Regions from separate parts of the Homo sapiens genome. Here region 1 is linked to region 2. Evidence: chromatin loops called from intact Hi-C (ENCODE). Cell type or tissue: dorsolateral prefrontal cortex. All regions are shown on one strand. Links, peaks and the distances in the headings refer to the core of each region. The heading gives the core; the rest is flanking DNA.

Region 1 (14,967 bases), core at 5,328-10,327, 140 kb before region 2:
ACAAACAAAAAACACCATAGGTTTAACTGAATGAGCTTGCCAATATTCTCCCATTTTGACCTACAAGAATGGTCATTTCATACAATACAACATAATAAGTCAAATATGCAGATGGTAATAAGGGCTCTGAAGAAATGTAGGGTGAGTTAGGGAGTCCAGGGCTAGAAGGGGGTCTTTCTAGCATGCTTGCCTGACCATGTCACACCCATCATCTCCATCACAAGCTCCCAGTTGTGAGGAAGGAGCCCCAAGTCCTTCCTGGGTCTTCCAGGCCCCTCGTGCTCTGGCCAATTGACCTGTGTTCCTCAGTCAGGTCCTGGGCTCCCAGAACACAGCCTGCTCTGTCTGAAGGCAGTGGGCTATGCCGGAGTCACCCTTGTGCCATTGTCTGCCGGCTCTTCAGGCCAAGCTGGGGTGTCAGCATCTCAGAAGCGCCTTCTTGAACCTTGCCTGTCCTCCCTCTCCTAGACAGTTTTAATTGCTCCCTCTCTGCATTCACACACACTTTATTACGGCACTTAGAACTGCTCTTCCCTTTAGAAGATGCCGTGATTTATTCATGGGCCTTATTAATGGTCATATTCCCAGTGGCTGGTGCGGTGCCTGGCATGCAACAAGGTGCAGGAGAGGTGTGATGAGTGAAAGGAGCGAGAGATGCTGAATGGGAGATGCAGGGAACAGACAAGCAGGAAAGTGGGGACTTAATGGAGAGGGTCAATGAGGCTGCCCTTGAGGATGGGGCATCACTCAAGGGAGAGAGGAGGTGGGGCCTGTGCTGGGCCTGCCCACAGCTGCCCACATTGCACACCTGCCCACGCCTGCCATGCCTGCACATGCTTGATCTGCCCACACCTGCTCACACCTGCTCACACTTGCCCACACCTGCTCACACTTGCCTACACCTGCTGTGCCTGCCCACACCTGCCCACACCTGCCATGTCTGGCCTGCCCACACCTGCCCTCACCTGCCCATGCCAAGCCTGCCCATACCTGTCCACACCTGCCCATGTCTGCCTATGCTTCCTATGCTGGACTTGTTTGTCCTACTGTCTTGAAGGCTCTGTGCTCACCTCCCTCCCTGCCTCTTCCCAGAGCTATCCCTAAGCGTCCTTCAGGGAGGCCTCTCCCAGTGCCTTGGATCGGGGAGCTTGTCCTGGAACGTGCTCATGGCCCAGCTCTTCTCCCCACAACCTCTTCCCAGCTGGATGTCTGCTGGGCAGTGGGTGCAGTGGCTGAGCTGATGAGTTTTGGATCAGACTACTTGTGTTTGAAGCCTGGCTGTGATCTTGGGCAAGTTGCTTGTCTTTTGTGTCATTCCTCAGTCATCCCCTATAAAATGGGGATACTCACTGTCCTGACTGCATCAGGCACCGGGAAACTGGCAGGAACTAACACACATGGCGTGACAGCCCAGAGCCAGGCATAGAGTAAGTGTGCGGCTTGTGCTGGTTCTCAGTCAGCCATGTTTGGCTGTTGGCTGAGCAGAGAGGAGACCAGTGTGACAGAACCCAGGGGACAGTCTAGATCACTAGGAGCTTGAGTGTTAGGGAGAGGCCAAGCCCTCATCTTCTGCAAGATAAAGCCCAATCTCTATCCCACAAACATTGGTGAGTGACTCTCTGCCCAGCAGGGAGCAAGGTTGCTAGAGAGACCAGAGATGCCTGGAGCCCACTTCTGGCCTCTTGCCGAAGTGCTTCTCTCTGTGAGATTACATATTCTGGGCCACATCCCTTCCATCCCCACTTACTCCCTCACTTCACTCCTTTCCTTACTCCTCCATCATAAAAGTCTCCAGAAACAGGTTTTGTTCAAAGTGAATGAGGCAATAAATTCTCTGTTTCTGACAGGCCGACAAGGGAGATAAATTCCGTAATGGGAGCTGCGGCCCTGCTCTCCTGTCCTGGTGGAGCTTTGGCTGATGGAAAGGTCTGTCCAGGGAAGGGGGTTGGGGTGGGCGGAGAAGGAGAGGGAGGCTCTGGGAGGTCCCTGGGCTACTAAGTCCTGGTGGGATTTCAGTTCTATTAATTTGCTCAATTTGCTCAGTTCTGACTTGGGTATTTGGCTAACTGACAAGCTGTGCAGGACAAGTCTCATTCATTCATTCATTCATTTCAATCAATCAACCAACCAATCACCTATCGCTCAATTCATTCAGCAGTCACCTGACATGGAGGAGAGGCATCTAATTCCTTTCAAGTATCACTTTCTTTAGGAAGCCTTACACAAAGGACCAAAAATATTTGCAACTTAAGCCATAGCAAAAGATTGATTTCCCTGGTAAATAAAGAGCTCCTACAAATCATTAAGAATAAAGATAAACAACCTAATAGGAATACAGGCAAGGGATATGAACAAATAGCTCACAAAAAAGGAATTCAGATGGCTCTCAAACTAATCATGTGTGAAAAAAGGCTCCCTCTCACTCATGATGACAGAAGTGTCCGTGGAAATGTCACAAAGATGCTGCCCCCCACCCCAGATTGCTCACGATTATGTTGCTAAGTGTGTGGGACAGACACATATTGCTGGAGGGTGGATGGAGTGTGCAGTGGTGTAAATACTATGGGGACCAATGGGACCCAGCCTGTCTGGAGGGTGATCTGGCAATATCTTGGCACTACGTGTGTCCCAGCTTCTCTACCCAGCAAATCTGCCTCTAGAAATGTATCTCACTTCTACATGTACAAGATTACTGTACAGGTGCAAGATTATTACATGAAGCATTCTCTGTATCACCAAAGATTGGGAATAGCTTAAATATCACTAGGGGGTTGGCTAAATAATTTATGGTGGATCTGTACAATTGAACACTATGCAGTCATTAAACAAAAAGGTAATGGGAGGTGTCTCTATGCACTAATATGCATGCACTGAGCTCCAATATGTATTTTTAAGTGAAAAGGACAAGGCACGCAATGAGATGGAATTCAAATTCTTCTATTATTTGTATAAAAGTGGAGAAAATGAAGATATATGTATACACATGTATAGGCTTCTATATGATTCCTCTGGAAGGATGAAGACCTGTGAACAATGGCTGCTTCTGGGGAGCAAAGCTAGACCTGGGAGGCTGAGAGGCATGGGAGGAGGGGACACCTCACTATATACCTCTTTGTGCCTTTTGGATTTTGAATATTGTGAATGTTCTGCCTATTCAAAAAAAATTTCATTAACGTTTCAAAAAGGAGAGAATCAAAGGCAAAGCCTTCCTTGGCTCTTTTAGCTGGGGCCAGAGGCTGGGAACTAAGCAGATGAGGAATGGGGGAAGGGCTTACAGGGCGGGAGGGTAAGCACCTGCAGGGATGGTGCCCAGAGGAAAGCATCGACCCCGTGACTGGGTGTAGTTGGAGCACAGTTTGGGGGAGCCTTGGTAAGAATGTAGTTGGTGAGAAATACAGGGGAAGTATCGTGTTAAAGAGTTTGGATTTCATTGCAATGAGAGGCCATTGGGATTTTAAGTAGGGACTGGACATGGTCAGGCTACATTTAAGGAAGAACTCCTGGAAGCAGTGTGGGGAGTGGTTTGGGAACTATGAATGTGCTTGATTTTCCACCTTGCCTTTACTGACATTTGCTCATTTCATCTTCAATAATTCTAATAGGTAGGTAAAAGTTATTACATAGGGGGAAACTGAGGCTCAGAAAAGTTATGTAATGGTTGAAGCTCTCAAAGTTTGGATATCAGGATTTCAACTCAGGTCTGCTTGTCTCCTGAGCCTGAGCTCTGAATATAGCCCTGTGATGTGGGGCCTTTTAGTCACACTGCCCTATATGTGCTTACAGGTCTGTGAGAATTGTGAATCCAGTGGCCAAGTGTTGTGTCCCTTTAACTTCAAGTATATGGCCAATTAGGACAATGGATGCAACCATAAAATTTGATTATATCAGCCAGCTCCCACCAACTCACTGCAAACCTCTGCCTGCTCCTTCACCAAGAGAGCTGGGGTCACTGCATACATCTCCGAAATTTATTCATTGGAATAGAAGCAGCAAACTTCCTTATGACCTGTTTTCCTCTTCTAAGCACATATCAGAGATCACTGGCAGACTTCTAACGGCTGTAGCAGGAAGAGTTAGCAGGAGGTTTCCTCTTGCTGGGGTCCAGGGGTGATACATTTGGCTCCAATTACATCCAGCCTTCTCAATTTCCTGGTCATTTGGTTTGCATTTTCCTGTCATTTCTTCACGTGCATTTTTCTATGACTCCCATTTTATAACTGTGAAAACTGAGAGTTGCACAGGCAGCAATTCACCAAAGGCCACCTGGTTTGTCAATGGTAGAATCAGGTGTTAAACCCTAGCTAGGACTCCATGTCTTTCTTCCACAGCATACTTCCTTTTCTCACCATGAGTATGGGTTTATTTGATTTTTCATGAAAAAATCCATACAGGGCTTATGATTTCTGGGTTCTTCTTGTTACGTTGCTGATGTTTTCACTGTTTGTGTCCAGGTGTCAGACCTATCAGACGCAGGGCCTTGGGGCTTCACAGGAGCCTCCTGGAGGGTGGGTCCTGGTAGCCAAGGCAGGATAATGGTCAGCTCAGGAACAAGGCCCTGCTGGTGCCTCTGTTGTGAAGGGTATCCTTCAGCTAGTTTAATTAAGAGCTGGGGGTGGGGTGCGCCAAAGAGAAGAAGGGTGCATTGTGTGGCAGGGAGCTGATGAGGTCAGCAGAGGGGGGTTGGGAGGGCCCGGGAACCAGAGGATGCTCTATCTACCTCTGGGGGTGGCCCACACTCCCAGCGCCAGCAGGTCCCCGCAGACAGGCTATGGCAGGATTGACTTCTAGGTCAGCTGCCTCCGCAAATGCTGTGACTCTCGCTGGCTAAGAATGGAATGGATTGGAATGGAATGGAATGGAAGGTCTTGAGGCTCCCTCTAAGCTCCCTCGGGCTCCTCCTAACTTTTCCCAGAGCCTGTCACCAGGGGTCACAGCTCAGTTCAACCACTCATTCACCCTGTGACCTTGGGTAACTCACATGTTTTCTGAGTCTTATTTTTTTTCACATGCAAAGTAGGAGTAAATAATGCTTATGTTTCCTGCTTCCAAAGTGCTTTGGGGAGGACCAACTGGATAAGGGGGTGAGATGCAGTTTGGAAACTGTAAAGCACTGTACAAGTGCATGCATTGACACTGCTCAAAACATAGCCATCCCTGCCCTGAATAAATCCCACCCTGAACACCATGGCTTTGCCCCGAACATCTTCTACCTCCCTTTTCCTTATGGTAATAGTAGGGTCATTTCGATGTGTTTAAAACTTCTTTAACTGAAAATACCTTATTTTTTTAAATTCCGAAAGTAACACAGGTTCATTATAAAACATTCAGGAAATACTTTGTTTTTTGAAAAATAATAGATATTTCTACCTTTGAGATTGTCACCCTGTGATTTTGGGAACACCAATTCACTTCTCTGGGTTTGATTTCCCCACCACTAGATTGAGGCTGACAAATGTGTAATGGAAGTCACTGCCTCCATTGCATCCAGCAGGCATCATTGGAGGACCATGACATTTTTTCCCAATGTGCCGGGATGTGACTCCAGAACCCTGCTCAACACAGCCTGCAGGCAGCCACTGGTGATCTATCAGAGTGGCTGGGAGAAGAGAGCTCTTGTGCACTGATGAGGGGGTGAGCGCTGATGTTTTCTGATTGCTTGGGTGAGAGGAGCCCAGGGTTCCAGGTTCCGGTGAAGAGCTTGGAGAGTCCCTCAACCTGTCCCATTACAGTAGGGAGTTTCCTCTTATCCGATTCAGGCATCACAAGCATTGTGTGGTGGATAATGGCCTCCCCTGGGGAGTTCCCTGAAAATTTTCAAGAAATTAAAAAAAAAATCTTGCAAAGTCAATGGAATGCAAGCAAGCGACTTAATAAATTCACACCCACACAAATGCTTGTGCTTCTTCATCTCAGCATGAAACTGGGTGGGGTGGAATATTTTTGAGGCTCTCACTTCCAAAGAGAGTCCGGTGTGGGGAAGGGAACAGATACCACTGAGAACCACTTTAAGGAGCTGTATTTCCCACATCCGTGGAATGCAAATTATCACAACCAACCATTTCACAGATGAGGAACCTGAGAGCTGGAGAACAGAAGTCAGTTGTCTGAGGTCATCTGGTTTGTAAGTGATAGAGCAAGGACCTGAACCCAGCTTCGGAGGGCCTTGCTTTTCCAGTGAACCCACACAACCTGCCAAGCAAAAGTCCCTACAATTTGGAATAGTTCTGTGAGGTAAAGGGTGTTTCCTTGTCTTCGGTGTTGGAAAAAAATGTAATCTCAGTATTATCACCCAGTGCCACCTCCGTGTGCCCATCCCTGAGGTGGACGTCAGACCTTCCCTCTTTGATGTACTCTCAGCTGTTGAGGTAGGAGCCAGGAAGGGCAGGAAGCCAGGAAGCTGGATTCTGGTCCAGCTAGGAGGAGCTGCTGCCCTCTGGACTTGAGTTCCTTCGTGAAGCAGCAAGGGAACACATTGGCAGCCCGGGCATGGTGGCTGAGTATGGTTTCTGGAACCAGACTGCCTGGGTTCAGTCTCCGGCTTTGCCTCATGTTAGCTGTGCAACCTTTGACCTCTCTGTGCCTCTGTTTCCTCATCTGTTAAATGAGAACACAGATACACCCTACTTCACAGGGTTGCTGTGAGGATTGAATGAGTTCATCCACAGGGAGCAACTAGAGCGGCATTGGTCTTTTGTGAGCACGCAGTACTCACTATGTACCCTGAGAAAGGAGCCAGAATCCTAGGGCTTGGAGCCATGCAAAGAGAAGTGGGGAGCGACTTGGCAAGGCGCTTGCAAGGCCCTTGCAGATTTCGCTGTGGCATACCCAGCTGGGGTAACCCCTTTAGTCTGGGGTAACCCCTTTAGTCTGGGGCTCTCTTCAGAGAAGCCGCAGAGTTTCATTCTAATATTTTGGCCCAAGTTCAACAACAAAAGCTCCTCTTCCAGGAAGCCCTCCTGGATGGGTGGACCAGTCTGCTCACTCCCTGCTACGGCTCCCAGCCCCCGCTGCTGATGCCACCCTTTGGCCTCAGACAAAGCGGGCACCAGCAGCGGCAGCAGCCGGGCCGGCTCGGTGGCTTTCATGAAGCTTGAGCTCCCGGGAGTCCAGGCTGGGCTGGTCTGCTTTGAATGCTATTTGCATTGCAATAGGCGAGCCTGGCCTTCAATACAGGCCCCTTCTCTTTTGACAGAACAGTCTCACAATCGCCTATTGACCGGGCACCTGTTCCTGCCCCAGACATTATGCAAATGCCGGCCAGGAGCGAAGCCGCCAGCCCCCCGGGCCATTGTGCATTGAACCCTGATGGCGCCCTGCCAACTCCCAGCCGGCCTTTGTTCCCTGGTTGCACTGCGCCACCCCCACCACTGCCTCCCGCCCGCCCGAGGTGCCCCGCCGAGGAGCTGCCCGCTGACAGCTACTTGGGTCCTTGCACCTGAAGAAAGGCCCTGTGGGCTGGAGGCTGAGCCCATGCTGAGGTTGGGCTTGGGCCTCCCAGGAGGCAGCTGGGCCCTTCATGTCCCCGGGGACCGCTGAGAGGGGCCTGGCAGGCGGAGGAGGGGGCAACCCGGACCATGCCATCTGGGGGAGGGGAGATTATAATAATCACTCTCACACATCTGCTGAGGGCCTTCCAGCCTGCAAAACCCTCTCGTGGCCGTTCTCCCTGCGAGGCACACCTGCCTCTCGAGGAGGTGGGCTGGGCATGGAGATTGTGTGCCTTTCACACAGGAGGGGACTTCGGTGCCCTGGGAAGGAGCTGGCTGATGTGGGGAAGAGAGTCAGGGCAGGGTGGGGGCTCACACCTGGGGCTGCCGGTGTCTCCGTCTCCCAGCCTTTGGACACTGTCCCTCCTAGTGGCTGTGACTCCTCTGAGCCACCATTGAATGCCCTGCACAGCATGGCTCCAGCCCTCTTCTCGTCCTAGTTTCTTCATCCTCCTCCTACTCTTGGCTTCACCGTCATTCAGACCAGATGGGGTTTCAAGGTGTGGTCCCAGGACCAGCAGCATCAGCATCACCCAGCACCATTTGGGGATGCCTGTCCCTGGGCCCCAGCACAGACCTGTTGAATCAGGAGCATGGGGTGGGCCCAGCTCTTTGAGCTTGGATGCACCTCCAGGTGTTCTGATGTGTGAGCAAGTGTGAGTATCCCCGACCTGGACCCTCTTCTCCATGCAAGCCTTGGTTGATGCGGTCACCCCCTACCCCTCTGCTTGCTTCTCTTCTCCTGACCACCCTTCCCACCCTCCTTCGGCTGGGCTTGTGAACATGACTGAGCCCCTGGCTGGTCCCAGGCTTAGGGCACTCCCATGAATGAGGCACATTTTGAAGAAACTCAGTCTAGTGAGGGCACAGCCAGCGCTGCCATTCTGTTCTTTCAAAGCAGAGGCTGCTGCTTTGATAGAGGGAAGTGAGGAGCGGGAGCAGGGGTGGATAGTGCACAGAGAAGGGGCACCCCACAGCCTGGGGGAATCCAGGGAGAATTCCTGGGAGAGATGGTGCCGTCACTGTACCTTCAAGGAGGAGTACGAGTATACATTAATGAATAACTCAAATAATTTTCAAATAAAAGACTATATATAGTGTGCAGCAACTGTGGGCCCAAGACCTCAGGGGAGGCCCCTGCTATGTGTGTGTGCTGCAGGTAAGTCCAGCTGCAGCGGTGGAGGAGAAAGGAGGAGAAAAAGTGATGCTGAGGCCACTAGCATGGCCCGGATGTCTTTTCACAATTTGCATGTGCTCCCATTCCAAGTGATTCAATGGAGAATCCCTGGCTACTGAGCATCCAGAAGGAGTTCCATCCTCCAAGAAGCAGGATGGGTGGGGGCTGCCATGACATCCTGGAGGTGGGGTCCCAGCATGTGAAGCCTGCTCCCGCAGGGGCACGTTTCAAACATCCTCAACAATGGAGCATTCCCACTGCTGTGGCCCCCAACCCACAGCTGTAACAACAGATGTCTTCTGCAGGGTGGTCCCCTTGGTCCCCAACTCACCCTTTACCCAGGTTGGCCACCTCTGCTCCGTATCCTTGCTCCAAAGGAGCCACCAGGTTAGGGCATAAGAGCAGGAGCTGAGCAGAGGACCAGCATGACCCTGGACACCGTCCAACATGCCCCTGCCAGCCCTTTGGCCTTGACAATCTTTCACCCGATGCCAAAGTGCTTTAAAGAGTTTGGCCCAAAGCAGGGAAATCTGATCTCATGAGAGGCCGGGGCAAGGTTTTCAGAGCCAAGTGTTGGGCTGGTCTCACGATTTGTCTTCCTCAAGTGCCGTCAGAGTGCTCCTTGCCCAAAAGACAAATCTAGAAGAAAAGTAAATAAAGTCAGCCTCCCTCAAACCACATTCTTTAGTGTGGCATTGAAGGCCCTTTAGGATCTGGCCCCAGTGCCTCTCCAGCATGCCCTGCCCTGGCCTCACCACTTTCTCATTCTGCCACACCTCCCAGGCTCTGACCCACTGGTTTCTGTCCCTGTGGAACGAAGCAGGGGCGTCATTTCCACACTCCATTCCTCTGGGTCCACTGGATTAACTTCTACTCAGGCTTGCAGACACCCCCCAGATGTCTCCTCCATTATGAAGACTTCCTAATCTATTCTATTTAAGAAAAATTTAAGCAGCACCTACCAGGCCCCAATATACTGGGCTTTGGGATGTGCTGCTGAGAGAGAAAGTGCCCTCTCTCAAGGAATCCCCAGTCTAGGGAGGAAAGAGGCCAGTGTATGAGGAGGCCTAAATGAGGGTTTAGGTGGGCATGAAGAAGGAGGGATAAAGAGAATTTAGGAAAATGGGTGGACCCCAATTAGAGGCCAGTTCAGTGAGGAGTGGTTTAAGACAAGGGGGAAGCCAAGTTTCTGGATGTGTGGGTGGTAGAGTCACCACTGAGGTGGAGAAGGTAGAGAGACAGGTTGGGATCAGATGGTAAGAGGATGAGCCAGGCTGGAGGTGCCCATGCACCAGTGGAAGGAGATGCCCACTAGGAGTGAGAGGACAGGTCTGGCATTCAGGAAGGGTGTGGGCTGGCATTGACTGCCCGGCACTAAGGCCTTGAGGTGGCAGTGGGGACTTGGGCGGGCCTTCCTGACCCCCGGGCAGGACTCACAGGCAATGTCTGCTCACCCTTTGTGCTCCCCATGTTGCATCGTCTCTGTCCTCACGGCACTGGTCACACCGTGTCATGCTCTGCCTGCCCCACTGGCATCAGGAGCCCCGGGGGAGCAGGGCTGCAAAGCCATGGTCTCTCAATGACTGGGGTCTAGTGGCTTGAGGATGCCTTGGTTCCTTTGCAGGCTCATCTTGCTTGACTCACATCTCTGCCTGTACCTTTGAGGAAATCTTTAAGAATGGCATCTAGAAAGAAAGGGACCTCTAATAAGACACATGCTGCCAGTGCCATGGTCCCCCAGCAAATCGACAGCATGCTGGGACCAGAACTGCACCGAGTGGAAGGCCATGCCATCCCCATCTCACAGAGGAGGAAACTGAGGCTCAGGAAGAAGCAGTGATGTGAGGGCACCCATGGCACTTTAAAAGGATGAAAGAAAAAGATCTAATTTTGCAAAGGGGAAATGTGATCCCAGAGTGGGGAAGCAACTCTCCCAGGTGGGCACACTGGATGAGTGGTGGAGCTAGACAGGTGACTGTGTCCTACCTCCTGTTTCACTGCCCTCCAATGCCCTGTTCTTTCTTCTTGGAGTGGTCACATCCATCCCTGGCACATGTGGGCCTTCAGGAGAAAGAGCCCACTCAGGCCTTGGCAGATGCCAGGCCCAGACACCACACTCTGCTCAAGCACCCAGTAGAATTTTCCAGTCTCTACTTGGCATTTCACAACCATTGACTAGGGATCTGTTGTATTCCCCAAGCACGGGCTGAGAATCCACTAGGTGCCAGGCACGGATGCACTTTGGTGCAAATTATCTCATGAAGCTTCCCAGTAACTTTCCAAGGCAAAAAAGCCTCCTCGCCCTTTACCAGATGTGGAAACTGAGGCTTGGATTGGTAAGCTCTAGGCTCACCCCTATTCATGGCAGGGGTGGAAGCAGGGTTTGAACCAGGGGTTTGATGTCCACTTTATTTCTCTGCCACTGAGCACAGTCTCCTAATGCCCAGCAAATCTTAAGGTGTTGATGGCTTTTATTCCTCAGGGGCTCAGGGGACTGTCTGGATACCTCTCCTTCTTCTTGGGCCCATGGCTCCTAGCTTAGGGAAGGGAGCACTGGGATTCCCTCAGTCCACAGTCTCACTTCTTGAGCTATGCTGTAGGGTTCTCACCCTTGAGTTTATTTCTGCCTGGCACAGGTGAGAGGAAGCAGCACTGAACTTGGAGCCTCAGACTTAGGTCCAGCTCTGCCACCATGTCACTGAGGGACCCTGGCAAGGCCCTTCTCCACTCTGTGGTCCCAGTTTCCTCATTTGCTCAATATTGGGTGGCATTTTATATTTGCAACAGTCACTTTCAGCTCTGGATGCCTCCTCCTTCTGTAAGCTGGCCGTCCATGGCTGCAGAAAATGACTTTCTCTCTGCAGATTTTGTAAAACGTTCCTTGGGAATTGTGATTCAGGCTGCTCCTTTCCCTGGTCCCCAGCCCTTGATTTACAATCCAGATAAATTGTATTTTCTTTGTAACTCCAGAGTAGGGTGGAGGATAATGGAGCTGGAGCCCCTTCCCTCAGCTGCCACAAGATAAAACTGCCTGGCTGAATGGGCTCTCGTAAGACCCTTCGAAGGTGGCTTAGAGCCAAGAGGGGACCTGTGGGCTCACAGCCACACTGGCCTTTGTCCCTCGAGGGCTTGTCCCCTCCCCTTGCAAGGCGTACACATTTTCTATGGTTCCCGAGTTGCCCTTTCCCTCTGGCTGGCCTGTCAGCTTCTCTTGTCAGCTCTGAAGCCCCCAGTTCTCCTTGGGGGTATGTTTGCTTAGCTTTTATATCCAGACCTAAGCTGCATTACTGAAGGCCTACTACGTGTGTCAGGCCCTGGGCCAAGTCCTTTTTATGCTTAAAAAGAAATCTTTCTCCTTCTCTCTTAATCCTCTCTTTTTCCACTGTGGGGCTGATTTATCCTTCCATTTTCCAAGGGAAGAAACTGAGGCTCGGTGGGCTGTGAACCTGAGTGACAGAGCTAAGACTAGGCACAGACCCACTGCCTTCTTCCCTTGTCACTCTGACAGTCTCCTTCTAATCCTGAAAAACGAGGGCCCCCGAATGATTTCCGTGACAGCTACTGGGCTGTTGTTGACTTCAACCACCCATGTCTGAAATATTTTTCTCAGTTTCTCAGCACCTGGGAAGGTGATGATCCCACAGTGGAGCAGCAGAAAAAGCTGTTCCCTGCTATGGCACAAATGCAACTCATTGCCCCAGTTTGAAGGACAACATTGGTTGCAGCCTTTATGTCTGGCTATGGTGCTCAGGGGATATTCCGGAAGCGGTGTTTGAACCCTGGACCTATATGTATATCTGTGGGACTCTGGGTCAGTTTCCAAGTCTCTCCATGCCTCAGCTTTCGCCTCTGTCAGACAAAGCCAACACTAGTGCCCACCGCTCAGGGTTGCTGTGAGGATTGAATATATGATGTATATAAAATGCTTCAAACGGGTTCTGGCGCATTGTAAGCATTAACTAGTGGAGGTAGATATACCGGAGTGCACTGGGGCTGAGGAGAGAGGACTGGCTTTTATTTTTCTCCTGCTGCCAGGCTCAGGGCCTGGGGCCCAGGTGGGGAGCTATGGTCTGGGGGCCTGCCTGTCCCACTTTTCCGTTCCTCTCAGTCCTGCATGGCTGTCTCTGACAGCACAAGGAGAGGAAGGAGAACCATTCCTGTGTCCTTGGTTCCCAGGAACCAGATAGAGAATCCACGTGACACCCTGAAAATTCTGCACTGTTGTTAGCCAGATCTGGTGCTCAGTGCAGCTCTTGCTGCAATGAATTCCAAATGGCACAGAGAGGCCTTGATGCTCAGGAGCAGCTCGGTGTGTGGGGACTGTGCCTTGAGCTGGCATGAGAAGCCGCAGGAGCACTGCGGCCTGCGGGGCCCACGGCTGCCGGTCCCTGCTTGCTCCACTCCTGGCCTGGCCTCTGGCACATGGTGGGGTTGTGCTCTCTGGGAAGCCAGCAGTGCAAATAACAGAGCAGAAATGTATCTGGGGGGCCCCAGCCTTGTCTGATACGCTCTCCTCTCGCTCCTCATGGCCAGAACTGAGCCCTAGAAAGCTAGGTCAGGCAGGACCCCAAGGGCAGCCAGCACCTCGGCTTGTGTCCCCTCCTGCATGGAGCAGCCTTCTTCCCTATTTTCTGCCTTCAACCAGCCTTTCCTGATCCCATCCATTGTGGCTAGGGGGCCTGCTGTGTTGAAGCCGTCACTGTCTCTGACCTCTGGTTCTTATTCTCTAGGGGAAGGCACTAGCCACACATGATGCAGCATGAGATGGGCTGTGGGCAGGAGCCTCCCTGGGCTGGATGTGCATGGGGTGCCCGGGAGGGCTTTCTGACAGGGAGGTGGGAGCTTGAATGGGATGGACAAATAAGAGTCAGCCAGGCAAACATGGCAGGGAGATAGTGTCCCAGGCCAAAAGGGCAGGGCCTGCAAGGCCAGAGAGTTGGGGCAGGGGTGGGCAGAGAGAGAGAAAGTGGAGAGGAGGAGGAGAAGAAAGAGGAAGAGGAGGAGGGAGAAAAAGAAGGAGAAGGAGAAGAAGGAGGAGAAGGAGGAGGAGGAGAGAAGCAGGAGAAGGAGAAGTGGCAGTAGCAGGCATTCCCCCCTGGCTGGGCATCATGTGTGGGGGTGTGGGTGGTGAAGATACCCTGGACTGGGGGTCAAGATGGGGGAAGATGAGTCTTGGTAGCCACACTATGGAGGTGAGATTCTACCTGGGGGCTGTGGAAGCCTGGTAAGGGTTTGTGTTAGGTGAGCAGAGTGAACTTATTCCTGCTTCCTGAGCATCATTCTGTCTTCTGTGTGGGAAGCAGTGAGGAGAAGGGAGCAAGGCTGGATGCCGGGGCGCATCTCAGAAATGCTGTTGTCAACAGGCAGGAGGGGATGCAGAGTTGGCCCAGGATGGTGGCTGTGTGGAGGGAAGGGGACAGGTAGATTTAAGAGTCATTGAAGCTTTGTGATTGAGTGAATGTGTTAACAGTGGAAAAAAGAGGGAAGGCTCAGGAGTGACACCTCTCTGCAGTACTCCTGCCAAGATTTGCAGTTGCACTTTGCATGCCTCCAGTGACAGGCAGCTCACTACCTGCTGTTTAGAAAGGTAATACTTCTGTTTAAATCTGTCTACATGTGAGTCTTAAGGCTGCAAAAATGAACATACCTCTTCTTTCATCATAGCCTTCTCGGAGTTTGAAGGCTATATAGTCATACACACCTGTTTTTTCTTGGCCATCATCATGCTTTGTTGTTGTTGTTAAGTGACTGTCCTCAGATTTCTCCATCAAGTTTGGACATATTATTATAGTCTATTTTATTTTTTAGTAAATCATACCAAATAGTACATTTACAAAGAGAATGACAAGAGCTATGTTGAGTAGAATAGCCTCATCACCCTACTCAGAGGATTCTCTTCTGGGAGACGATTCTAAAAGGAAGTTCAAATTATAATTAGATAGTCACTTGGTGAGCATGAGAACAGAGGCAGGAGAGCAAGCTCACTGATGTCAGGATGCTCAGAAAGTAAGGCCCATTGGAGGTGGCTTTCCTGGGACTTGGTCCAGAACCTGGCTTAGGGGTAAAGGTGTTTTGAAAGCCACTGATGACTCCAGGTTGCTGGCAGGGGTGCTGATGGGTGGTGGTGGTCTCTGTTTCCCAAGAGGCATCTAGGAGGGAAAGCAGGTCAGAAGTGGGTGGCAGAAGGAGATGCTGAGCTTGGGCGGGACATGAGGTGTTGGAGGTGGCTGTGATGCCCGAGGAACTACTCAGCAGGTGCACCTCCGTGCTCGGAAGCACCACCTCCCCAGTGACTGTGCAGAT
Region 2 (14,967 bases), core at 5,465-10,464:
GGAACCCAACAACTTCTCACATCCGTGAAGAGATTTGGGAGACACTCGGCAGACAGGGAGCCTAGTGGAACAAATCGTGGCCTGAGAGCTAGCAGCAAAACTGGAAAAGGACTTATTTATGCAAACGTTCTGTGTAACCTTTGCCAGCTCACAGCTTCTCTCTGTGTCTCAATTACTTCACATGCAAAATGTAAGGGTTGATTAAGGCAGAACAGCAACCTTGTTTCATCTTACTTGCCAACTCTAATCAATGGGTAGGGGTTTCCTGGAGTGCCTTGAGGCTGCATCCCTGCTTAATAGGAAGGGATGCTGTGATTGATTACTAATGTCTGCCCTGGTCACGGTAGGAAGATTGCACTGATGCTGCCCGTCCTCTGCCACCTCAGAGTTGAGAGACATCTAAACACTCTTGAAGACATGGGGTGCTCTACAGTGGACACAAGGGAGTCAGCCCCAGATCTAGTTCTTATTTCATAAACGCTGGAGATCTTTTGTCTCACTCCTTCTCTCTCTTTTTTTTTTGTTCCCTTCCATCTATGGAGATTCTAAACTCTTGGCTTTTGGTCTCTGTAATGGCAAAGTGATGGTTTTCCATGGCAATCTTTTTATACTCCCTTTCTTTCACCTTCTTGCCAGGGATGAAACTGTTTTTACTAAAAGGGAAAAAATACATATGTAAAAATCACACGTCCTCACCATGTGCAAAAATCATGTGTTTGGCAGCAAGAACATCTTTCTGAGGCCAAATGGCATTTTTTTCTTCTCTTACAAAACGAGCAAAAAAAAAAAAAAAAAACTTACTTTCCCAGCACTGGTACTGAATTATTGGCCCTTGTCAGTTGCTTCCACTAAGGGGCCTCTTGTCCTGGAAACTTGTGATGCTGGGAGACCAACAAGTCCTGGGGGAATCTGGCTGCAGCTGTCTTTCCTGCTTCTCCTGCTTTGCACAGGGACTGAAACACACAGCACCGTGGTTGATAGAGCCACTGTCATGGGTATTAGAGGGAGCTTGATATGGAAGACAGATAGACCAGGGTGTCTATAACAGCTTCATCTCTTACCAGCTTTGTGACCTGGGCAGAATCCATTACTTCTCTGAACCTCAGGCTGCTCATAATAAAATACACCATAGTTCCTGAGTCCCTGGCTTCAGCCAATCTCGATGTTCAAGTTTACCCCAGAGAACAAATCCGGCAAAAGTCCACACATTCAGGAAGTCAATATTTTAGTAGAAAAGGGCAAGTTGGTGGCAGGGGTAGGAAAGAATGGTAGGGAAAGATGGACAATAAAGTAGTTAGAATTCAAGTTAATATTAGAAAATGCTAAATACCATGAAGGAAACTTCATCTGAGTAGGGGAATATGAAACGTAGGGTTGGGGTGTCATCTCAGGTAAGATGTCCAGGGAAGGATCCACCAAGAAGGTGCTATTTGGGCAGACCAGGAGAAAGTGACGGAGCATGCGACATGTCTACCAGGGGATTGGGGATCCAGGCAGAGAGAACAGCAAGTGCAACGTCCTCAGGTGGAAATATGCCAGGTGTGTCAGAACAGTAGGGAAGCCCCTGGTCTGGGATGGAGTGAGTGAGGCAGAGAGCAGTGGGAGAGGAGAAGAGACAGGTGTGAGATGCTGGAGGCAGGGCAGGCTGGGGCAGGCCAGGTGGGGCCTGCTCAGGACCTTGGCTTTTGTGCTGAGTGAGACAGGGAGTCAAAAGAGCATGTTATCTTAAAGAGAGATGTGATCTCATTTACATTTTAACAGGAACTCATGACCTCTGTGTTGGGAAAAGACAGGAGGTGAGAGACAGGAGTGGGAGCAAGAACATCCTTCAAGGGGCTGTTGCTGTGCCTGGTGAGATGGTGTTGGCTTGCACCAGGAGGGAGCCCTGGAGGCAGTGGGAAGTAGAGGGGAATATGGGAACATTCTGAAAGCCCAGCTGGCCAGGTTGTTGTGGGAAATTGTGAGAAAAGCTCCAGCCCAGTGCCTGGAATGCAGTAGGTGCTCAGTTAAGGTTAGGTCATTATTACCAGTCACTTGGCCAATTGTGCATGCCTTCAGGGAGAGGGAAGAGCATAGGGCTGGGGGCTCACCTGAGGGCACCTTCATTCATTGAGGCATTTCATCAGCATTTTAGTCCATTTGTGCTACTCTAACAAAAAATCTGAGACTGGGTAATTAATAATTAATAAACAGCAGACATTTTTTCTCATGGTTCTGGAGGCTGGGAAGTCCAAGACCAAGGTGCTCATAGATGCGACATCTGGTAAGGGCTGCTCCCTGCTTCCAAGATGGCATCTATTGCTGCATTCTCACATGTGGAAAGGGGAACAGCTCCCTCACATCTCTTTCTAAAGGCACCAGTTCCCTTCATGAGGACTATCATGACTTCATCACCTCCCAAAGGCCCCACCTCTTAATACCATCACAATGGCAATTAAGTTTCCACATCTGAATTTCGGGAGGCACATTCAGAACACAACAACCAGCACATTGTGCTCTTGCTATGCACGGTGGCATTGGAAAGATGGCAGATGATGCAGCAGGACAGGAGACCCCCCCAGCCACAGGGGGATTGGAAAGAGGGGTAAAGGGGAAACAGCCACCAAGGAGAATTTGCTCCCTTATTGTGAAATAAATAATGAGACTTGACAAGGGTCACCACGGAGGAATCTAGTTGGTACAGATAATTCTGGAGCTGGCATTTCAGTTGCTTTAGGAAGAGCACTTTTGAGTTGGAACTAAGGGTGAAACTTGGTTCTTGAGAAATAGTTTGCAGAAGGCAAACTCCTGACTATGTCCCAGGAATGGAGGTAAGCTGTGCATGTGGCTGTGGCAGCAGGTGACCAGGCACTACCTCCCGCTCCCCTCATGCCCTTGCTGTCCACAGGGCTCCCGCATGGTAACCAATGGTGCACCCTCCACGGCTGAGCTCAGCTGGTGCTGGAGGCATTTCCGAGGAGAAGCAGTGGAGTGGAGGACTTGAGGAGGCTGTGGCCCAGGATTAGCAGGTCTGCAAGCGACAGAGGGGCCTAAAGATGTGGGTGTACTCATCCTGAAGGTGAGGCAGCAAACCGTTGAGAGGGATGGGCTGGGTGGGCAGGGAGGGCCAAGCTGGAGCAGCATTCCCTGTGGTGAGCAGGGTGATTTGGACTACACTGGAAACCACTTCACACAAGATAACAGATAGTCATTTCAGTGTTTTAGAAAAAGACTAGCTTTCCTTTTATGATAGTGATATAAACTGTTCTTTTAAAATGCATTTATGTAAGCTTGAAAATAAGATGACTAAATGAAAATTAATCAGTGGATAACAGTAAAAGGCCAGCGCTAGCCGAGGGGGCTGTGAAGCGTGATTGAGGTGTGCACCTCCTCCTTCGGTTCAGTGGGTGGGCACGATGGAAAGTTATTTGCCACTGGATTTAGGAGAAACCCCCAGGGTTGGGAAGGCCTTGGATGGAGTCTGTTGTCACAGCCGAAAGCTTCCTGGACCTGGGGGAACCCCACATATCAAAGGGCATTTTCTCTCCTTTCCAGATGCTTCCATTTCATTGTAAATACAGAGACAAAGGGAACAGGAGAGAAAGTCCTGGGACACCTTCTGCTGACACAAGAACCCAAAAGGTCATCCTGGACCCTGTTCGCTTTTGACTTGTTCTGAAAGCTTCCTTTCTCTCCTAGCCTGGGAAGGGATGGCTGGACAGAAAAGGCTTTGCACACCTCCCACCCTGGCCCCACCCCCATTCCCATCTCCACAGGCTCCACAGGATGGCTTCCTGTCCATAAAATGTTTGAACACAGACCATCAGAAGGCAGAGTTAGACAGTGGCACAATCCCCGCTGGCAGCATCCAGTAGAGGAGGGGTGGAGCCTCAGGAGCAAAATAGTTCTGGGCTGCTTTTCTACCTGGCCATTCCTGCTTGTGACCCTGATCTTCAGAGCGGCCAGGAACTCCCAAGACCTGGAACCTCAGGCCTGTGTCTGTTGCAGAGGCCATGGGTGGAGGAGAGCATGCCCTCCTGAGGGCCATCACAGTGGCCACTGGAATGAGCCTGTGGTGTCCCAGTCGTCTCCAGGGGTCCCAGCCAATGTGAACCTGGTTCCCAGGAGTGCAGCAGCACAGTGCTTCCTGCCCTGGGCCTCGCGGGGGCCTGCGCTCCATCATCGGGAAGGGCAGTAATGATGAGTTATTGATACATTTATTGATCACCAACTGCAAGGCAGGAGTTTTCCCACGCCTTATTGGATAAGAGCACAGGCAGCCGCTGAGAGGTCTGGGTCGGAGCCCTGCTCCACCAGCAGCTGGCTGTGTGAGCACAATGAGCTCCTTACTGTTATCGTGCCTCAGTTTCCTCATCTATGCAGGGGTCCTGCCAGCACAGGACCTGGCTCATAGGGCCGCTAGGAGGATCAGAAGAACTCTGCATGCACAGGGTTTGGAATACTGCCTTGCACATGGTCAGATCTCAAAAAGGGAGAGCTATTATTATTGTTGTAGTTGTTCTTGGTCCTAATTCCTACAACAACTCTAAAGATACTTGTTATCCTCACCATGGAACAGGAATGCATAATGCCTCGCTGCCTGCATGTGGCTGGCAGGGCCAGCTTCGGGCCCTACACCCATCTGACTTCAAAGCTAGGGCTTTGCCCAGAGCCTCACACACCTCCCGATGACCTGGCAGGGCTCTCACAGGCCGCTGGCTGACACCAACACCATGCGGCAGTGCAGGCCCAAGCAGCAGCACCCAGGGACACTCAGGACAGGGCTTCCTGAGTTATTTCTGTCTTGGGGACCCTCCTTGGAGGACAAACCTTTGGTGGCCCAACCCTGCGTAGCACTCTGGCACTTCCGGGATGGAGTGCTCAGATGCTCTGCATCTCAGCAGTCTTCAGTCCCCTTCCCCAGACCTTGCCTGGGCTCCTGTGAGGCACAGTGCCGGGCCCTTGTTAAGATGCAGTGAGTGGGCTGCAGATGCTGCCTGGAGATGGGGACAACTGAGCGAAGCAGGCCGAGCTGAGATTTTCATGCCCACAGATGTGAGGGGTGGAGTGGTCCATCTCGGTGTGCTTGGACCACTTTCTCCCAGCTTCGGGAAGGGAACCAATGTCTATTTGGTGAATAAGGACACTGAGATCTGAGGGTGTCAGTGACTTACCCATGCTGGCCCAGCCTCTGGGTGCCAAAGCCAGGTCTTGGTCCTTGTGGCAAATCTCCCAGCTCCATTCTGTGCCCCCTGGGACATGCCTCCCAGCTAGTCTCTAAGTGTTATAACAAAATTTCAGAACCCTGGGGTGGGGTATGTCTGAGGGAGGAAGAGGGATTTGGACTGGAGGGATCTGGTTTCTCCAGCGCTGAGAGACAGCCCCAAGCTGGTGGCCAGATAATTCCCAACCAAACCCTCAACTCTCTCCTTGAGCCTCTGAGCACACAGCGTGGATAATTTTTGGAAATATGTTCCCGTGTGCTGTCCTCAAGGGGCCTTGCCAAATCCTACTCATCCTTGGGACCTAAATAGAGTTCCCTCCTCTCTGAGCCCACCTGGCTGCCCAAGTACTGGGCTTCCTGACCCTGACACCCTCATCTCTCATTGGGCCCAGCTTGGGACACAGATGAAGGCTCCACACTGTCCTTAGAGTGTGGGTCACCCTTGCTAAAACATTAGCTGACAGGGCAGGGACTACCTGGGGAGGGAGAAGGAGAGGAAATACAAACTTCAGTCAGATGGACCTCACTGGAATCCTGGCTGTATCATTTTTAAAACCCATAAACTTTCTGTATAATTTTGAGCCTCAGTTTTGTCGTCTGTAAAATGGGCATGACAATGCCTGCCTCTCAGGGCTATAGTTGAGGAATGAAGAGGGTCAGGTATGAAAATCCAGCCTAATAATCTGGAGTGGTTAGTGCTCAGTGCATCACAGCATCCCATGCCCTGCAGCCCCTCCTCGCCATGCCAGGCAGGGTGCAGGCTGGGCAGAGCCTGCTCCCAGCCAGGGCTGCTTGGCGCATGAGTCATCTCTTCTGTCCTCAAGAACTTGTGGTATGCCCAGTTGTCTGGGGGCATCTGTGCATGTGTCCCTGTAGCTGGGTGACCTCAGGCTGGTTGCTGTCCCTCTCTGGGACTCGGTGTCCTTTTTGAGCAAGGGATAGGTGCTCTATTAGGCTTCCCAGTTTAGACAGTCCATGGTCCCAGGTGCAGGGTGAAAGCAGCTTGCTTGGGCAGGGGTGGAAGTCTCTGACCCTTTCTCAAGCCCTCCCTGGTCCAGGTGACAAGCAGCTGCCTAACACTCTGGCAATCAGGTAGCCAAGGTCAGCAGGTCAGAAGTTAATCATTTCCTCTGAACACTGGCAAATGCATCCCTACTCGCACAGTCACCAGTTGCCTTCACAGGGACAATAAAATCACACAACCAAGGCAAGACCCAGGGGGCAATTTTTTGGAACTGGTTTGACCCCAGTTAGCCAGACAACCTTGGGTACTTTCCTTCTCACCGTGGCCCCAGCTTGTTCATCTGTAAAATCAGAGTCGGTGACTCAATGGGGAAAGTGCAAGGGAGCCGCTACAGGGGGCACCATTCCTGGATGGATTTGCGGGTGGGAAATGTGGTCAGGGATGGGGCTGCCTTGCACCCGACTCCTTCCTCTCCTGGCATAATCTTTTAACCAGTGTGCTTTGGCATGAGGGGTTTGCTCTGCCCAGAGTATCCTGCCCTCCAGCTCTGACCCTGGAAATCTGATTGACCCCATCCTCTCACCCAGCTCCCATCTGTCCTCCTGGTGAGAGAAGCCTGCCATGCTCTCTTGGGCTCATCAGGTCCCTCTGTCCTCTGATCCCGGGTAACAGCGAAGGTCTACCCAGCACCCCACTCAGGTAGCCAGAGGGTGCAGAGCCGGACAGGACAGGGGTTCTCAACTTCCACCCAAACTGTGCACTTCCTTAGGGCAGGAGCCATGTCTCCCCAGCATCAATCCTTCCACAGGGCCAGCTGTGGCCAAAGCAGGAGCACAGGATGCATGCTGCAGGGGCGCCATGCAGAACGAGGTGTCCAGGCAAGATATCCAAGACAAAAGGCTTGGATATCTTACAAATCCGGGGGGTTTGTTAGCGCATGGGAAATGGACTCCAGGAGAAACGGAACATCTCATTTCTAGGAGGATGCAATTAAATACCAGACTTCTCCTCATAAAAAGACACATCCTATCCAAAGAACAATCAAAGACACCTCTTATGGAGAGCAAGGGTCTAGCCCTGGCACTGCCCTGGGCCCCCTGGGTGAGCTGCCTGCCCGTTTGGACTTCGCATGCCTCATTTTTCTCTGGTGTGGCATGAAAGGAGGTCAGCCATGTCCACCTCTCATCTTCAGCACTGCAGGTCTCAGTGTCCTCACCAGTGGCCACGATGCCTGCTAGGGGTGGAACGTGCTGGGCTTATTCTCTTGCCTGACTCTGCCTGTCCACCTTGGCATCCCCTAGCTTGCCTTGTGGACAGCCCAAGGGATCGCTGCTTTCCCACACAGCCTCTTGCACCAGTCCAGTGGCTCTGACGTCCAGAAAATGTATCATGCTCATTCCCACTGGACTCCTTGTTAGCCTAACCCTAGGGTGAGCAGCAGAGGGGGAAAAAGTTAGATTTTATAAAGCAAGAGAAGCAAGCTTATGGGGAGAGTGCCTGCTGCATGTTTGCCTTCTCTGTCCTCATCCTGGGGCTGGGACGAGGGGAGGTGGATGGAGTGCTGGCTGTCACCAGGCAGGGCCTGGCCTGGTGTTGGTCCCAAGCTCTGCCTCTTTAAGAGAACCCTGGGGCCAAGATTTATTGGCTGCTGCAGTCCTGCTGCGTGTGTGGCTTTGGTATTTACAGGCCTGGGGAAGGCTGAGGTCTTCCTTCCCAGACTACACAGCTGAAGTGAGCTGGAGTTTGGGCAGAGAATGGCTGCCATTCATGCTGGAGTTTGCAGCAGAACTTGGTGTGCAGCCCAGGGGAGCAGGCGGCCTTGTACTTATAATAGCTCAGTCCTAGGACGGAAATCCCACCCTCCGGGTTCAGACAGGGAGGGGAAGGGAGGGGCCACTTGTCCCCTCCATGTGCCTGGGCACCCATGCCAGGGTCCAGCTGGGGGGCAGGCAAGAGCTGTTGCCTGAGGGTCTACCTTGTGGATGCAGGCACTAGAGACGCAGCAGTGAGGAGGGCAGGCAGGATGTGCCTCAGGAGCTGAGACCAGGAGTGAGATGCCAAAGCAGGTCACAGATTAAATAATGCAGAGGCCACCCGTGCATACTGGGATGTCCAGGGCGGACAGGGTCCCCTTGGCCAGGGCACCTCAGCTCTGAGTCTTCTGCTTACCTGGGGAGTGGTAGGAATGGCATCTACCTCATAGGGTTTTGCAGGGCTGAAACAATGTAATTAATTAATGTAATTAAATAATGTAAATAAATCGTGTAATTAAATAATGCATGCAAAAGGCCTGACGTAGTATTCCATAATGGTTCTTATTTTTACCATAGCCATGGCTGCTAATTGTTAGGGAAGGTAAACTAACACTGCTTCTTAGCCATGGGGTGCTGTGGGCGGAGCACTGTGAAGACCTCGTTTCAAATCTCATCCTTCCTCTTTCTGATGCTGGGACGCAGCACACATCACTCAGGGTTGGAGGGTGCACTGGTGGGTGCCTCGTGATCACAGCCAAGTCAAAGAAACAGGACCTACTGTGTATTGAGCACTTGCTATAAATCAGGAGCCAAGTTAAGCATGTTATCTGCTTTATCACATTTTTAATTTATTGTTAACTTTTTATCATGGAAAATGTATGCAAAAATGGAATAGCGAGGGCCTCCCTTATACTCACTACCCAGCTTCAATAACAATTGGCATTTTTTGTTGTTGTTGTTTTTAAATCAATTCCTCCTGCTTTTCTTCTTTTTCTCTTCCTTCCCCCTCTTTTTTCCTCCTTTTCTTCTTCACTTCATCATTCTCTGCTGGAATATCTAAAGCAAACACCCAACATTGTATCACTTCACCTGTAAATACGTCAGTATGTGTTGCTACTAGTTAAAATATTTTTAAACTGAAACCACACATCTATTATCATACCTTAAAAAGTAAGCAATAATTTTTAACATCATCTAATAACCAGTCTGCACATCATCTCATTTAATCCTTCAAATAACCCACTGGAATTCAAAATATGACTGCTCCCATCTTTCAAATGAAAATTGGAGTGAATGAGATATTTAAGTAACTTGTGCACAGTCCCCCAGCTCACATGACAGCCACACAATACCTGCCTCTGAGCCTTGTTCATTTCTTTATGCCTTTGACAAATATTTATTCTGCAGCTACTCAGCCCTAGCGTTGTTGGAGGTACTTGGGATGCAGCAATAAGTCTTACTGCCTTGGAGTTTATAGGCTACACCTTTGCTCCTCAAAGTGTGGTCCAGGGACCAGCAGTTTGGGCATCCCCTGGGAGCTAGCTAGACATGCAGAAATACAGCCTTGGCCCAGCCTGTTGAATTGGAATCTGTATTTTAATAAGATCCAAGAGATTTGTTGCTATGCACACAGAAGTTTGAGAAACACTGCTTAAGGCCACATTTCTCACCCCTGGCTGCCCATTAGAATCTCCTGGGATGCTTTTAAAAATACTATGCCCAGGGCCCACCCAGAAAAATGAAGCCAGAACCACTGATGATGTTTACAAATTTTCTGTACAGATAGGATTGAGAATTGCCCACCCAGTATGATTGTTTTAAGGATAAATGAGCTGAGATGAAATCTCTAGCATACTACCTAGCACACAGTAGATGCTAAATTAATGCTATATATTTTTTCCCTTTGCTTTTTCAACCCTGTTCCTGGGACCCCCCACAGAGCTGTGTTCTTGGGTGGTGTGTTGCCTTTCTCTGATCCGGAGACATTCTTTGGCCACATGAGCTTCCAACTGGAGTGTTACTCTTTGCTGGGAAACCCCAGAACTGTAAACATGGGGCCTTTCCGTGGGAAATCAGGCTGCAAGACAGACATGAGCTTCTCCCCTTCATGACCTGGTTTGCCGAGTCGGGCTGAGAGCTGCAAACAAAAATAAATAAATAAGTGAAGGCTCAGCCGTGTGTGCAAAGAGCTTTTCTTTCACTACAGCCGGATCCCAGGCCAGACGTTATCTCATCCAGCTTTCTCCCGCCAGGTGACGCGGCATGGGGCAGGTGCCACCAGCTGAGGCTTAAGGGGCAGAGGCTATGGTTTGAGTCGCCAGGCAGGCAGGAGAGGGCTCTGACCTTGGACCTTGGGACAGAACAGCCTGGGCCTGGCCTGACCACACTCTGTGGCCTCAGGGACAGGAATGTTTTCATGCTGGTGGTGGGATTGGCAGAATCCCATGGTGGTGGGGGTGGGCCCGTGTGAAGTCTCCACTCTCCTCCCCTTCTACCGATTGTCAGGATGCTCTCCATGGGGCTGTTTACAGGACTGTAAATGAGCCACAGCCCACGGGGAAGCTGGAGAGGAGTCAGAGGTCCTGCTATGAGAACCAGCAGGGGTCAGGTCTCCTGAGTAGCAAGCACTTCAGGCAGATTCTCCATTCAGCCATTCGTTCGGTGGGAGGCACCACTCCCTATCCTTTGAAAACTGGGAGAATGAGGTCTGCAAATTAGGAGGGGCTTACCAGGGTCACACAGGCTGCTCTAGAGATACCAAGGCCTGAGTTTTCTCTAAGATATGAGAGTCAGGGCCCAAACACTGCCTGGGAAAGGTCCATGCATGCCGAGTGATATCCTTGTCCCCACACGTTGGCTACTCTCAGGATGTGGCGAAATGGAGCCAGCAGGCAAAGAAAGGGGAGGGGACTTAGGCAATACTAGGCTCTGGTCCAACCTTTGGGCTTTCTGGGACTTGGGACTTTGGGCAAGTCACTTTACCTCCCAATGTCTCCGATTTTCTTTCTTTTTTCTTTTTTTCTTTCTTTTTTTTTTTTTTTTAGATGGAGTCTCACTCTGTCGCCCAGGCTGGAGTGCAGTGACACGATCTCGGCTCACTGCAAGCTCCACCGCCCGGGTTCACACCATTCTCCTGCCTCAGCCTCCCGAGTAGCTGGGACTACAGGCGCCCGCCACCACACCTGGCTAATTTGTTTTTTTGGTATTTTTAGTAGAGACAGGTTTCACCGTGTTAGCCAGGATGGTTTCGATCTCCTGACCTTGTGATCCACCCGCCTCAGCCTCCCAAAGTGCTGGGATTACAGACGTGAGTCACCGAGCCCGGCCCGATGTTCTTATGTTTTATGTGGTGCACTGCCTCCAAGCTCACGGTGGGGCTTCGAGGAGTGTGAATAAGAAGGCAGATTGGGAAGAGCTGCCTGGATGACAGGTGCTCCCTGCAAGGGATGGTGAGTAGCCTGCACACTGCACATGCGCCATTGCCACTCCTCACCACCGCACCCACAGCAGACATCACTAACTGATCCCAGCCGTTCCTCTTACTGAGTGAGGACGTCAGACCATCTCATTCCACACTGCCCCAGGCAGCCACGTCCAGTATAGCAGTGCTTGTGTGTGTGTGTGTGTGTGTGTGTGTGTGTTTTTTTGAGACAGAGTCTAGCTCTTGTTGCCTAGGCTGGAGTGCAATGGCATGATCTCGGCTCACTGCAACCTCCGCCTCCTGGGTTCAAGCAATTCTCCTGCCCCAGCCTCCAGAGTAGCTGGGATTACAGGTGTGTGCCACCACACCCAGCTAATTGTTTTGTATTTCTAGTAGAGATGGGGTTTCACCATGTTGGCCAGGCTGGTATCAAACTCCTGACCTCAGGTGATCCACCCGCTTCGGCCTCCCAAGGTGCTGGGATTATAGGCATGAGCCACCGCACCTGGCCAGCAGAGCTTGTGTTTAAGATGAAGACTCTTCCATCCCTACATTGCCTGTTGAGAAGCTGTTGCTCTGGAGGGAGGCATCTCCAGGAAGAGCTGGAGCTTGGGTGAAAATGGAACGGGAAATCAGGAGGAGAGTGAGGGAGGAGACCCAGGCAGGGTAAAGGGATTTTAGTACGAAGTGGACCATGGGCAGTGTCTACAGCACCTAAAAGCCCCTGGCAGTGGGCAGGGTGTGCCGATAATTGATCAGAAAGAGCAGGGACCCAGAGAGGAGCCCCAGTTGGCAGAGCTACTGCCTTGCATCAGGGACTTGCCTCTGATCTTGGATCACGTGCACAAAGGTTCTGCGGGGTCTGTCATGACCATCGTCACTTCTCATGTAAGGGAGCTGAGGCTGAGGAAGGTCACAGTTAAGAGCATGCAGAGCTAGCGCTGGCAGCCACGTTTGCCAGACCCTTAAACCTGCCTCCTCCATTCTGCCTCTCGGGCCTCGGGCCTCTCTCCTGAACAGGGCTGGGGTGACCTGGTCCAGCCCCAGCATTCAGGTGCAGGAAGGCCAGATACCTGCCACATGCAGCGAGTGAGGCCATTCAGGGAGGGCATGGGCGAGAGGCTGAGGGAGAGGGAGGTGTCCTTGCTGGCACTCCTGGGATGGAAAACAGCAGCGTTCAGATGGGCACTCCAGAGCCACTTGACTTGCCAATAGGTTTGGTTTGACCAGAAAAGATCTAAAACTGGGAGGTATGTGACATTCTGCATTTCCAACTTCTCTTGAGAATCAGGTGCACTGCTGTCACTAGGCCTGCATGGTCCTGGGGACAGTGGCAGGAGCTGAGTAGGAGCTGCCTGACCGTATCCTTGCATTTCTGCTTTTCAATCCCTAGAGCGTATGAGTTTGGAATCCTGGGAGAGAGGGCAGGGCAGGGGTGGGAGTCCCCTTCTCCCTTCCCTCTCGTAATGTAACCTCAGGTAACTCCCTGCCCCTCTGGGCCTCAGTTTGCCCATCTCTGACTGAAGCATATGGCCCTAGGAAGCCATGAGTGTCAGGCTGCTGTCCACAAAGCATCCACAAGGGCATCACCCAGGAGCTTGTTGGAAGCGCCGGATCGCAGGCCCCTGAACTATGCTTGTTACATTTATAGAACCCGCAACCCTTGATTTTCTTGCATGAACGACAATGAGGGTATCTTGTACCTCACCAAGTCAGCACTGAGGCCAGAGTCCAGTATACAAGCTTACCCTGGTTGTTCTGTCAAGAAGAATGAGCAGGAGAGGCCAGGCAAGGCCACTGTCAGGGATGGAAGGGAAGCTTCCCACGTAAGCGACTGTGCAGGCCTGAAATGGCCACTTGGGGCCAGGGAAACCCGGCCAGCCTATATGGAGCTCCCAGGCTGGGGCAGAAGGCCAGGCACACAACACACAGAAACACTCAGGACCATGTCCTAGGAATGGGGAGAATGGGGGATGGAGGCTGCAGGAGGGCAGAGACAAGGGGTCAGGTTGGGCCTGGAGGCCGGATGCCCTCTCTGGATGCAAAGTATTCCTCTCCGCTGCTCTGCCGGGGCAATCCCAAGGCTCATAGGCATCATCTCCAGGCCCCATCACAGGCAGCAGGGGGCCACAATTAAATTTAAATGCTCATCCATTTTCCCCATAAGCACCAGCATTTTCCATCCCTTTTATGGATTTCTGAGGAATGATAAAATGCAGCTGTTTTGGCTCCTGAGCCAATGAAATAATAAAAGGTGGCTTGAGTCTCCTCCAGGGAAATCAGCTGCTTACTTATTTATTTTGACTCCAAAACTTCTATTCAGGTCTCATAATGTACAAATGGCTTCCAAACCTGCCCCTCTATTGCCCTGGCCCTCACCTCGACTCATTTCTTTGTGACTTCTTTGCAGACAATCAGAAGCCTTCTAGAGATGTGACCTTGGCCAGTTTTTGTGCTTCCCTTTCCTCTTCTGAAAAAACATGGGTATTTTAACCCCAATGCCACACAGGCAGGCCCCATGGCACGGGAGAATGAGATACTGTAGGTCATAGCCCAGCACCATGCCTGGCACATAGCAGGCACCCAGTAATGCCGCTTGCCTGCCTTTGGATTTCCTGGGGGTTAAAAATTCATATAAAGCAAACTGCCTGGCTGCTGTTCTTGTTGTGCCTCAGACGTTGCTGTTTTATTTGCCAGGAAAACAGGCCTGGCCTTCACAGGCACAGGATTTCTCAGGCCCATAGGTTCATTTAGGCCTCACCATAACCTTGAGACATTAAGAGATTCCACCACGGCCAGGCGCAGTGGCTCACGCCTGTAATCTGAGCACTTTGGGAGGCTGAGCTGGGTGGATCACTTGAGGTCAGGAGTTCAAGATCAGCCTGGCCAATATGGTGAAACGTCATCTCTATTAAAAATAAAAATAAAAAAATCAGCCAGGTGTGGGTGCGCATGCCTGTAATCCCAGCTACTCGGGAGGCTAAGGCAGGAGAATCACTTGAACCCAGGAAGTGGAGGTTGCAGTGAGTTGAAATTACACCACTGCACTCCCGCCTGGGTGACCAAGCAAGACTCTGTCTCAAAACAAACAAACAAACAAACAAACAAACAAACAGAGATTCCACAACAGAATGGTGATGCCCAGAGAGCCAGAGGGTCTCACTTCAGGTTACGCTGTAAGTGTGGGTTAGCTCCAGGATTTGAAACCAGGACAGGGACCCTGGGCCAGGATTTTGCCACCATACTGTTAGTCCTCTGGAGGAAGCTTCGCTTCAGAAGGCCTGGAAGTACTTGTTCACCCTTTGCTTCCCGACCCAGTTTTCTTCATCTCACCAGGAGATGCCTAAACCCACAGAAGTATTCAGGACAGCACAGAGGCAGCCTGGAGTGCATACACCATCCTCCCATATTTCCCCAACAGCCTTGCTCCTCACCCCAGCTCCCTCACATGCCCACATACACAGGAGTGATGCGATGCCTGCCCCTGCAGGTGCTTCAGACTACATGGAGAGCACGTGGGATGGCCGAGCACCAGGGGTAGGAGGCGACCTCTAACCCAGACAGTTCTTGTGGCTCTGGTACTTGTCATCATTAGCTGTTTAGGCCAAAAACCTGTTTCTGAGTT

What was found. A loop is a pair of places that touch in the nucleus more often than their neighbours do. Peaks named below come from ENCODE experiments on the same cell type or tissue, not always from the same donor. Only the 100,000 strongest peaks of a DNase experiment are listed, where the experiment ranks them.
Region 1: a loop joins it to region 2, with 5 times the contacts of the local background. A loop is called at or near these places in 4 of 110 quality-filtered maps.

Annotation. Positions count from the first base shown.
Region 1 is chr10:78,906,166-78,921,132 of GRCh38, reverse strand. No RefSeq gene overlaps it. Among named protein-coding and RNA genes, the nearest start is that of ZMIZ1-AS1, 150 kb to the left of the region's middle. RefSeq lists enhancers at 4,196-4,695, 6,830-7,350, 7,351-7,870, 9,615-10,119, 10,120-10,624 and 1 more. In dorsolateral prefrontal cortex, for the core only: a CTCF peak has its summit at 7,232; DNase peaks (open chromatin) are centred at 6,432, 7,212 and 8,060; H3K4me3 peaks cover 286 bases; H3K27ac peaks cover 1,534 bases.
Region 2 is chr10:78,770,589-78,785,555 of GRCh38, reverse strand. No RefSeq gene overlaps it. Among named protein-coding and RNA genes, the nearest start is that of ZMIZ1-AS1, 290 kb to the left of the region's middle. RefSeq lists an enhancer at 7,689-8,576. In dorsolateral prefrontal cortex, for the core only: no CTCF peak of the experiment used is centred there; DNase peaks (open chromatin) are centred at 7,895 and 8,617; H3K27ac peaks cover 3,096 bases.